2 separate regions of the Mus musculus genome follow, and region 1 is linked to region 2. The links are chromatin loops, found by intact Hi-C in ENCODE. Cell type or tissue: left cerebral cortex. All regions are shown on one strand. Each heading gives the region's core, and the rest is flanking DNA. Links, peaks and the distances in the headings are about the cores only. Region 1 overlaps Cacna1a (calcium channel, voltage-dependent, P/Q type, alpha 1A subunit). Region 2 holds the start of Cacna1a (calcium channel, voltage-dependent, P/Q type, alpha 1A subunit).

What was found. Peaks named below come from ENCODE experiments on the same cell type or tissue, not always from the same donor. Only the 100,000 strongest peaks of a DNase experiment are listed, where the experiment ranks them.
Region 1: it touches region 2 in a loop (4-fold over the local background); 4 of 42 quality-filtered maps call a loop at or near these places.

What each region holds. Positions count from the first base shown.
Region 1 is chr8:84,517,764-84,523,131 of GRCm38, reverse strand. It overlaps Cacna1a (calcium channel, voltage-dependent, P/Q type, alpha 1A subunit), which reads right to left. Exons shown (of 47, transcript NM_007578.3): 5 at 4,369-4,521; 6 at 1-116. Among named protein-coding and RNA genes, the nearest start is that of Gm32854, 68 kb to the left of the region's middle. In left cerebral cortex, for the core only: a CTCF peak has its summit at 4,758 (motif pointing right); DNase peaks (open chromatin) are centred at 2,709, 4,167 and 4,819; H3K27ac peaks cover 3,247 bases.
Region 2 is chr8:84,411,347-84,416,714 of GRCm38, reverse strand. Cacna1a (calcium channel, voltage-dependent, P/Q type, alpha 1A subunit) reads right to left here and starts at 1,351. Exons shown (of 47, transcript NM_007578.3): 1 at 772-1,351. The coding sequence starts at 1,070. In left cerebral cortex, for the core only: no CTCF peak of the experiment used is centred there; DNase peaks (open chromatin) are centred at 953, 1,076, 1,627, 2,154 and 1 more place; H3K4me3 peaks cover 2,534 bases; H3K27ac peaks cover 2,452 bases.

The DNA of each region.
Region 1 (5,368 bases), core at 63-5,062, 110 kb before region 2:
CTGAGTGATGCCGTTGTTGGGCCCTTCCCAGTACGGCTGACATTTGGTCCCGTTGGGGCAGGTGCGGGCAGGCTCCTCTGTCCCACACGGAGCTGGCGACTCACCCTGGATGTCGTCTAGGAAGGACATAGTGGAGAGTAAAGGGGAGAAGGGAAAACCAACTGAGGATGGGAAACCATAGTAACTGGGATGAGATGACATCAGCGTTTGGTTTTAGATCTCTTAACTACTGTCCGCATCACTACATATTTCAACGCTCATTTGTTTTTTCCTGTTTTCTACCAGTTTAACTCTCTTTCCTTTTCTTTCTTTTCTGAGACAGGGTTTCTCTGTATTGTCTTGGCTGTCCTAAAACTTGCTCTGTAGACCAGCCTATCCTTGAACTCTCCCTGCTTCGGCTTCCTGAGTGCTGGGATCAAAGGTGTGTGCCACCACCACCTAGCCTCTGTTCTTTTCTTAACCTGTTGAAACTGAATCTTTTTCTTTAAGACTACAAGTTGTCCTTCCAGAGTAGCTTTGACTGCATCTCAGAAACAATGTCATGGTCATTCTTCATTATTGTGAAAATAATCCCTATGGTGGTGTGAATAGCAATTGTCCCTATAGATTCTTGTGTTTGAATGCTTGGTCACCAGGGAGTGGCACTATTGGGAGGTGTGGCCTTGTTGGAAGAAGCATGTCACTCAGGGTGGGCTTGGAGGTTTTAGAAGCTCAAGCAGGGCCTAGTGTCTCTTTCTCTTCCTGCTGCCTACTGATCCAGATGTAGAACTCTCAGCTCCCTCTCCAGCACTATTTCTGCCTGCATGTTGCCATGCTTCCACCATGATGATAATGGACTGAACCTCTGAACTGTAAGTCAGCCCCAATTAAATATTTTCCTTTGTAAGAGTTGCCGAGGTCATGATGTCTCTTCACAGCAATAAAACCCTAACTAAGACAATTCCCAGTTTCCACTATTATTTCTCCTTTGACCAATGGGTAACTAAGAAATATTTCTCTGAGGGGGAAAAATGAGAGAGAGAGAGAGAGAGAGAGAGAGAGAGAGAGAGAGAGAGAGAGAGAGAGAGAGAGAGAGAGAGAGAGAGAGAGGAGACAGAGATGACTTCCCATGTGCTATCACTGATTACAACATCAAGTGATCCTGGGCCAGCCTTGCTCATGTCCAGGCCCCCTACACTCAGACCACTCCCTAGACTACTGTAAGAACAATCCCCCACACCAGGGAGTCTCATCTGCAAACAGAACAGAAGCCTCCTGGTTTTCAAGTGCTTGTAGCTCTTTCCTTCTGGGCTTCATTGGCAGCCATGGGACCCAGCAATCTATGCTGCATCTTTGCAGTCTTTAACAACTGAGATGTGGTCTGTGATCCACAGCATGGTCAGAGCAGGGCACCATGAAATGCATGTCATCTGGGTGTGCTTCTCGAGCCATGCTGAGTGTTTTTCTTTATGACATGCATGGGGCCCTGGAGAGAGGCACAGGTGCACACAGTTCCCACCCTTACCTGAGGGTAAGGTAATTATTGTGACACACCAGGAATGCCAAGGGATCCTGCTTAGCACAGAGCCAAAGAAGCCTGCATGGAGGAGCGGACTGTACAGGTCACATTCAAATCCTTTCATATTGAAGTGAACAGGAGGCATGGTGTCCCCACAGCTAACACCTGGCTCAACCTGGCCACAAAACCACTGTGTAGTTCTGAATCTTGGAAAACCTCCTGCTACACCCCCCAGGGATGAGATGGCTAGTTTGAGAAGGCTTAAAAAAAAAAAACCAAACAAAAGACATGTTTGAAAACAAACAAACAAACAAACAACAATAACAACTGCCAAGTCTCTAAAAGCTCCAGTTTCCACTTGACAGAAATCCATTTCCTGTGTGCAGCTGGCTTTACTGAACCTACGCCAACTGCCATGCAGGGAAGGCAGACGGTATGCATCCCACCAACAAAAGGATATGTGCTAGGGGTAGTGAGTGGCTCACACCTGCCACCCCTGCACCCAGGAGGTTGAAAGATGACTGGTTTCAGGCTAGCCTGGGCTATACAGTGAGACAAAGACCAAACCAACTGAAAATAAAAAAAAAAATTAAAAGCACAACAAATGATAAAGCAGACAAAGGCAAAAAGAAAAAAAAAGGCGTTGCTTCTAGCTTGGATGGTAGATTGCTCGGACACAGTTCAGATAGGAGAGTGGGATCTTTAAAGCTTAAGACTCAGGGCAGGAAGAGAAACTCTACAGAGGCCCTACTGGGAAGATCATCATTGTCTCTAGAACTTTTTCTACCCCACTTACAACCCAAATCTGGCTTATGTGAAGCTCTCTATGTATACCCAGTAATTCTGGGGTCCTCCTGCCCTTATTTTTCCTGTGAGCGGGGAGCACTTGGCCTCCCTGCCTAGAAAAGTCTGCAAACCAGGGTCTTGTTCATCCAGGATTCTGAAAACTCTTAGAAAACAGGAAGCATTCCACTTTGTCTTGGAGTCTGTGAATGTGTGGGATGGCTGTGGGTGACAGGAAGTGGGCTCCCCGCGCCTGTGGCTGGGAACCACCTATCTTTAGCAACAGCATCCAGAGGTGTGCTCGACCCCAGCCCCCTCAACCCTAGCCGTCCGCCAAGCACTCCCAGGGTTGATTCGAGAAACACAGCCATCCGGAGTCGGAGAAATTCAGCTATAAATATATTTTAAAATTAGCCTGCTGCCGGGGCGTCTGTATATATCTGTCTCTTACTCACACATCTTACAGTCTTAATCGGGAGCTCTTTGGATCGCCTCCCGAATCCAGGCTGCTGTCCTCCATGGCTCCACCTACATCTGTCCCCCCACAACCCCACTGGGACCCCAGCCAGCCCTGGATGGAAAACAAAACAAAAACAAAAACACCCCAGAAAGCTCATACAGCCTAAGTTCCTGAGCCCTAAGTCTGGGTGGTTCTGTGTATGGCTGACAGACACACACACTCTCTCTGTCTTCCGCCTGGGTGAGGCCAGGTGCAGAAATAGATCTGCCTCAATTAACACCTTCTTCTTTGGAGAAAGAAATAATTAGGCCATTCCGTATTGAGAGAACTTCACAAGCCTGGGAAAGAAGGAGCAGGAGGAGGAAGAAGTGAAGTCCCGAGGCTTCTAGAACAGCCTTCCCAGCTGGGACCAGGCCAGGGCATTGTCTCTGTGGACCTGCTTGGGGTGGGTGCGTGGAGCTGGGACAAGGCCACTTCTGTACACACTATTCTTCCCTGGCTGCCTTTCCTGAAAAGGTCCCACACCTCTCTGCCCATGGGTTCACTCTTTCTCTGGCTCTGGAAACCTAGGCTGTCTGCTCTGGGGTAGGTGGTTCAAGTCCTGAAACACAGGCACCATCTTCTTGTTTGGCTCTTCTTCATTCTGGGACACCAGGCAGCTCAATTCTGGAGAATCTGGGATCGGACCGGGATGCATCTGGTCCAAATGTGGATGCAGCCTATGCCTTCTGTATTTGCTCGGACTTGAGCCCAAGCTGCACCTTCATGCTGATCTCTGTGGGACCCAAACCACAGCTCCCTCTGGACACAGCCTCCTAAGGGTTAACCAAAGCACAATGGGGCACAGGGCTCTGATTGGGCAGGCAGGCAGCACCTGCTGGTGCTGGGTTCTGACTGAAGAAGCCAGGATCCTATCAGGCAGGGTTCCCACTGCCTGGGACCTGACCTGTCAGGTGCTGGGTTCTAAGGGAGAAGGGCAGGGCCATCTCTTGTTCATACTCTGTTGCCTTGCCCTGCCCTCCTGCCTGTGATGGAAGGGCATCTCTGCTGTTTCCAGACACTGTAGCATTTCCTGTGTTCATGGGGAAAACCGCTCAAGAGCACACCCTCAGCCCAACTTCTAGGGGTATCTCAGGGATCATTCTTAAACAAACGACTTGTCCCCTGGGTTGCCTTCCAGGGTACCCCAAACCCAACGCTGCAGCTGCAATTGAGGTATCAGAGGCAGTTGTGGCTGGTGTCTTTCCTGTAGGCAGTTTAGCTATGCTGGGGATGTATCCAGGGTTTCGTGCATGTTCGGCAAGACCTCAATCCCCCAACAGCCTTCCTTTTCTTCTTCTTTTCTTTTTGTCAAGTGTAGTGCTGGCTGTCCTGGAACTAGCCTGCAAACTGGCTGGCCTCCAACTCAGAGATCCACCTGCTTCTGCCTCCCAAATTCTGGGAATACAGGCACGCATCCCTAGCTAACACACAGCTTTGTTTCTGTGGACTGCAAGCAGGCCCTCTGCTGTGTAGTCGCAGTGCCGAGTCTCAGCTGCCCTGGGGTTGGGAGGACCAATGTCCTTGTCTGTCCTTTCTGGAGCTTTGTCCCCTGAGGAAAACCTCACATCCAACACCTCGGACCTACCTGTCCCCTCTTCAAAGCAGGTGGTATGAAATTTCCCCATATAAAATTCTAACCCTATGATTGCAAAAATAAGGATTGCAAAAAACAGGAGGAGGCCGATCTGCAGCAGAGGGATCATCGCCTTCATGATTGACTTCAGGACGACTTGTAAACCTGTGGAGACACAGAGAGGCCGGTCTGTAAGCAAGCACCCCGCCAAGTGCCACCCATGGAGCCCAGTGTGGGGCTGGCAGAGAGGGAGGTGGTCACAGCCCCCCAGGAAAGGCCTTTTTGGTTATAAAACTTTAAAGATATTTATTATCTACTTTGAGGAGTTTTAGGGCCCAAAGGGTGGCTAGCCAGGGCTTTCTAAGCCATTTTCTGGGCTGTTCAGTAGCTTCCTTCCAAAAGGGGGTGCTGTTTCCCTAAATTGCCCCAAGCCAAAAGAGCCCCATTTTCCCTTCATCCAAAACCTCCCCGGGGTTACCAGCAAGACTGTATAGGCCTGCAGCCAGCACCTCAACTCTCAACTCCAAAGAACTAGATTCCCAATAAACTCATCAGCTTGTGGCCATGAGCCAGGCAGGCAGCAGATTGGGAAGTGGGGCTCAGGGATATTTGATTTCTCTGTGGGCTCAAGAGACAGCAAAGTCAAGCATTTGCACTTGTGTGAGCCTGGCCCAGGCTACTAGGCACTACCCATACAAGCTTCCCTGTTCTGAGCAGCTCAGTTGAGAAGGATGACACTGGGGTCAGGTGGTCCCTGGGGGCTGTGGTGGGCTAGGTGTGGAGGATCCAGATGTGAACATCAGATCAGGGCCCAGGCAAGCCCTTATCCTCACAGACCCACCATCAGTGTCTTTACCTCACTAGATGATACAGCCATAGATATTTTAGGTATTTTGTGAGACAGAAGGGGGTTAAAAACTAAAGATGCTTAAAATTTCATCCTATGTGAAGAGTTCCATGATTCTAAGTGTTTTGATAATTTAATTAATTATTGTGGTTATCTGTAGAGGTC
Region 2 (5,368 bases), core at 68-5,067:
CTGAAACAACACACCTCAAATCTTCCCAGGCCATGGGCCTCACCAGATGGATGGCATTATGTTTCTTTACACCCCAAAAAATAACGCTGAAGGGGTTCTGATCTGTGACAGGAGAGAATGGAAGTTGCACACAGGGCTTCTGATGATGTGTCCCTCAAACCACTAAAAAAAAAAAAACCAGTCCCCAGATGCAGCTGGTGGCCCACCCAGAGCCACTAACTGAGGGATGGCTTCTCTACGGCCAGGCCACATGGTATCCTATACCCTAGGCCTGAGGATCCCACCTTGGGTGGAAGGCCAGGGTTGAGAGATCGGGGTACTATTCCGAAGGATTTGAGGGAGACATGTATGGGTTCTCTTACCCTGTAACCCAAATCGTCCAAGCACTGGCCCAGCTAGGGCTCCATCAGAAGTCAGACCCCATCAGAAGAGCCCCCATCAGTGTCCCCGCGCGACCCGACCCAGGATCCAGACCTTCGGTCTTCACAAGGAACCACTCACTCCCCCAGTCCCAAGCCTCCTAACTACTCGCAGGCTCACTCTGCAGCGGCAGCCCAGCAGGCCTGGAGGCTGCCTCCCTCAGCTACCGGGCCCCCATCTCCAGCCCCTATCCGCCGAGAAGCCCCCCAGCTCCCATCAGCCCCCAGGTCTCTTTCCCAGCCCCGCAGAGGAAAAAAGAGGAGGAGGAAAAGGAGGAGGAGGAGGAAGAAGAAGAGGAGGAAGAAGAGGAGGAGGGGAGGCGCAGCCGCTCGGGCTGGGGCAAAAGGATATGGCCATTCAGTGATCTTTTTGGCGTATTTTCTCACCACGTTGTCTTCACTGAAGAGGAACAGGGAGCGGTTGACCGTGAGGCAGTTCTGGCGGACAGGGATGGGGTTGTAGAGGGCCATGGTCCGCGCTCTCTGCGCCATCGACTGCTTGTACATCCTCTGCGCTCCGGGCTGCCCGCCCTGCCGGCTGCCCCCGGCTCCTCGGCCGCCCGCGGCGCCCACGACCACCCCGGCGGCCGGCCCTGAGCCTCCTCCGCCTGCGCCGTAGCGGCCCGGCATCTCGTCTCCAAAGCGGGCCATTCTGCAAAGAGCAAAGGGCCTCGGGTTACGCGGCGGCTGCTGTTGCTGCGGCGAGCGCTGCGGAAGCCACGGCCACCGCCACCACCACCACCACCACCGCCGCCGCTGCTCAGGCTGGCCGGGCTGTGGGGACGGCGGCTGCACCTGCGACTGCGGAGACGCTCCACGGCCCAGCCCATCGGGCGGCGGCGCCCGGCCTCAGCTCGGGGGGCTCACGAGCGGGACGGCCCGGCCGAGCCGGGGAGCGCGGCTCGGGACATGCCGGCAGAGGCGGTGACCCCGGGCGGGAGGAGGGGTGCGGGGGAGGGCGCGGGGGCGGGGCGCGGGGGAGGGGCGCGGCAAAAATAACCGGGGACGCGATCCAGGCGATCCCCGGCCACCCACTCCGGAGAAGAAGAAAAAAAATTTTTTTCAGTTAAAAAAAAATCAGTTAAAAAAAATAGTGTAAAAAGATCAGCTTTTTTTTTTTTTAAAGCAACGCTCCAATGCACACCCCCTTTAAAACGCGAAGTCTAAACGAAGGACGTCCCCCCTCCCTTGGACGCAGAGACTGGCTTCAAATTCCTCCGAGGTCCGGGTCAGCTTGGCATCTTGCTAAAGGCGTGGGCTCGGCCCATTAGTAAAAAAATAAAATAAAATAAAAAGAAAAGAATTAAATAACAAAAAAACAAAACCAGGTCTTTGCTATAGGAAGAGGGTGGCAGCGAAGGATTTGTCCGTCTGTTTTGCTGACTTTCCTAGACCTGGAAAGAATAGAAAATTCCTGAAAACGCTGCAGCCCCTCCCCCAAATTCAACCCGACTGGAGAGCAGAGGGCGGAGGAGCGGGGCGCAGGGGCGCGGCGGGGCTCGGAGGCTTCAGGGAGCCGCTGGTCCCCGGCTTTGAAAAAAAGCCGATCTGTTTTCCTCCTGATTCAGCAGCCGCCGGCTCCTCTGCGCGCGGAAGCGTGTGTGCGCGCAGCCAGGCGCGGCGCAGCCTCGGCCGGGGGGAAATTGCAGCAGCGCAGTCTTGAAAATTCCCCACGGGGGGAAGGAGGCGAGAGAGCGAGCGAACGAGCGAGGGAGGGCGGTGCGCGCCGCTCGGCAGAGGTTCGGGCTGCGGCAGAGCCTGGCAGCATCCCACCCCCGGGTGCCTCCCTCCCTTCCCCCCAGCTCCGCTGAAAGAAGAGGTGCGGGGTGCGAGGAGGGAGCTGCCCGGCCGGGAGCCGGGGCTAGATCGCGGCCCTGCGCCCTAGAGCAAGACCCACCCGGCGACACGCGCAACCAATCACCAGCGCGAGAGCAGGCGCGGCCAGGCGCGCAGGGGGAAGTCGGGACAGAGTCCTCCGGCACAAGGGACCTTGCTTGCCACCCGAGGTCCGCGTCGCTGCCTAGAACGAGGCGTGCCCAACAGGAAGGAAGAAACTTAAAAGACCAGAGGGTTTGGTCTGGAGACTTGGTGCGGGTGGCCGACGCTGAACAAATGTGGGTCTGTTGAGCAGAAGACAGTTTTTATGAGCTAGAAGAATGGTTTGGGGCACTTCTAGGAAGGCTGTGGGTCCCAGGGGGCCAATCCAAGCTAATGTATAGGAGATCCTGGTGGCAGCCCCCGTGTGAGCTCCCAGGAGCAGACCACTCACTGAGACCTAGGGTGTTAGGCGGGGGCTGCTGGCCTAGCTCGGTTTGGCCCCTGCTCTATAAGGCACTTGGATCACCCCACCTGCTTTTTTTTTTTTTCTTCCTATTTGGAAACTCCATGAACACAGAGAAAACTACATAAATCACAAATGAACAAGTTGAGGAATTGCTGCGAATGAACCCTCCTGGAAGCCAGCTCCCCAGAAACCCGCCTACAGGCCTACACGGGGGCCAGTGCCAGTATAACTTCTGCCTGAGCATTCTGCTAATTCTTTTAGCTTTATTTATGACCTTGGCATGCCTTCCTCGGCAGGAGTTATGCTTTGCTCCTTTTGATCTCATAATAAGCATCATTCTGCAGAACCTGTGGGTGACACATTTTCTTTGCTGTATAATACTCTATAAAGAAAAGTCTACAATTTGCTTGTCCACTTTCTTTTTTCTTTCTTTCTTTCTTTTTATTTTTAATGGGCATCTGGGTTCTTTCTTTTGGGGCCACAGTACGGCATTGCCTGAGACACCATATGCATGTGAACTTGCCTGCTTGTGGATTGAGGCTTTGTATGGGCAGTGTTTCAGGCTCTATACACGTAGTAGCTTCAGGATTATAGGATGTGAAACTTAACTTCTAAAGCAGATGTACCAAGAAATAGTTTGGGGAGCTAGAAAGGTGGCTTAGAAGGTAGAATGTAGGCTGTTCTTCCAAAGGACCCCAGTTGGATTCCCAGCGCCCACATGGTGACTTACAACCAGCTGTAACTCCAGTTCTGGGCAATCCAACACCATCTTCTGGCTTCCTTGGGCACCAGGTGTGCATGTGGTGCACAGGCATGCACTCAAACAAAACACTCATACATATAAAATGAAATAACAAAGTTTTTAAAAGAAGGAATGGATTTAGGGGACCAGCAAGATGGCTCGCTGGATAAAAGGGCTTGCCACCAAGCCTGCTGACGTGAGTTGGATTCCCAGAATCCATATGATGGAAGAAACCAGACTATCACAAGATGTGCTCTGACCTCCATACACATACACAAAATTAAAAATACAATTAAAATTGTTTTAATAATAAAGAAGCTGGGTTTTTTATAGGTGCAGGTCTGCCATCATAGAACTCAGAGGCTGAGGCAGGGGATCATGATTTGTCATGAATTTCATTAAGCCTAAATATGTGTGGATTGGAAAGCAGAATGTGAAAGGGAGAGGGGGAGAGGCTAAGAAGGCAAATCTTCAGCTAGTTAAAGCCTGCTTGGCCCACACGCAGCATTTGAGTTCATTTGGAACATTTGAAAGTGATGTTATGTCTGTATATAAACTCTTAGTGCATTTTAAGATTTCCTAATTTGTCAAAACAAGCCAGGTGTGGTGGTGGTACCCACCTGTCACCCACTTGCACAAGAGGCTGCGGCAGGAGGATTGTTGTAAGTTCAGGCACAGTCTGGGCTCCAGGGTACATGTTAAGCTAGTCAAATCCTGCCTCAAACAACAAAGCATATAAATAAATCACAACTAGGAATGTGATACAACAGGCGTGGCATAAGTAACACACGGGGCAGAGCTGTGCGGGGGGTACAGGGCACTCACCACACCGCGATGGTGTTTATATCTGACCCTGTTCTGCCTTTCACTGTCTCAAAGGCCAATAGTGCAAAACAGGAAGCTGTTGCCTAAGGATATCAGGAATCAGCCCAGGAGACCTGCACCTTGCAGAGCCAACCTTTCCCAGATTCATCCTCACCTGCAAGGATTTCTGAAGCCCCTTGAGCTGCTTTACCAGAGTGGATCTGGAGGATGATGGAGTCCTGGGATAAAGATTCCACATGGTCTCCAGAGTAGCCCCATTTGTGTGTGTGTGTGTGTGTGTGTGTGTGTGTGTGTGTGTGTGTGTGTGTGTGTACATACACACAGTCAAGCACCTGTGTGCAAATGCACATGGAAGCCAGAGGACAGCTTTAGATATTGTTCCTCAGGTTCCACTCACCTTTTTAATTAAAGTATTGATTGATGACTGATTGATTGACTGACTGACTGACTAACTGACAGGGGAACAGAGGTTGGCATCAGGTTTTGTCTTGTTCTGATTGTACTCCTCAGTTCCTCACTGACCTGCAGTTTGCCAAGCAGACAAGGCTAGCTGGTGGGTGAACCTGAGACATCTTCCAGACTCTGCCTCCCTAGCCCTGGGAGTGTGGTACCATACCCTACTTCCTATGTGGGATGTGGAGAACCGACTCAGGTCCTCATGCTTGAAAGTCAAGGACTGACTGAGCCACTTCCCAAGCCCAGCAGCCCACTCATAAGCACTGAGGCTGGGAAAGGTTGGAAAATTTACTCAAGTCACTGCCATGAGTCTAAAACCCTTTGACACTGTGCAGCATAGAGGACAGTTTGATATGCACTTCAGAAAACAGAGTCAGTGCTAAACATCCAAACAGGCTGAGAGCGGTGTCTCAGCCCGGATCTGCATCTTTTATTTATTACCATTGCTGTTTGTGTGCGAGCACCAGAGGATGACTTTGTGATGTTGGCTTCCTCATCCCACCTTTACATGGTGCCAGGGATAGAATGTGGGTCACATCGCTCTCCCAGCAAGCACCCTTCCCTGATGAGCTATCCTGCTGACCCTTCTGGGTGTTTGTCTAAGAAGAAAGAGGACATAAGTCCATGGACGAACATGCCCAA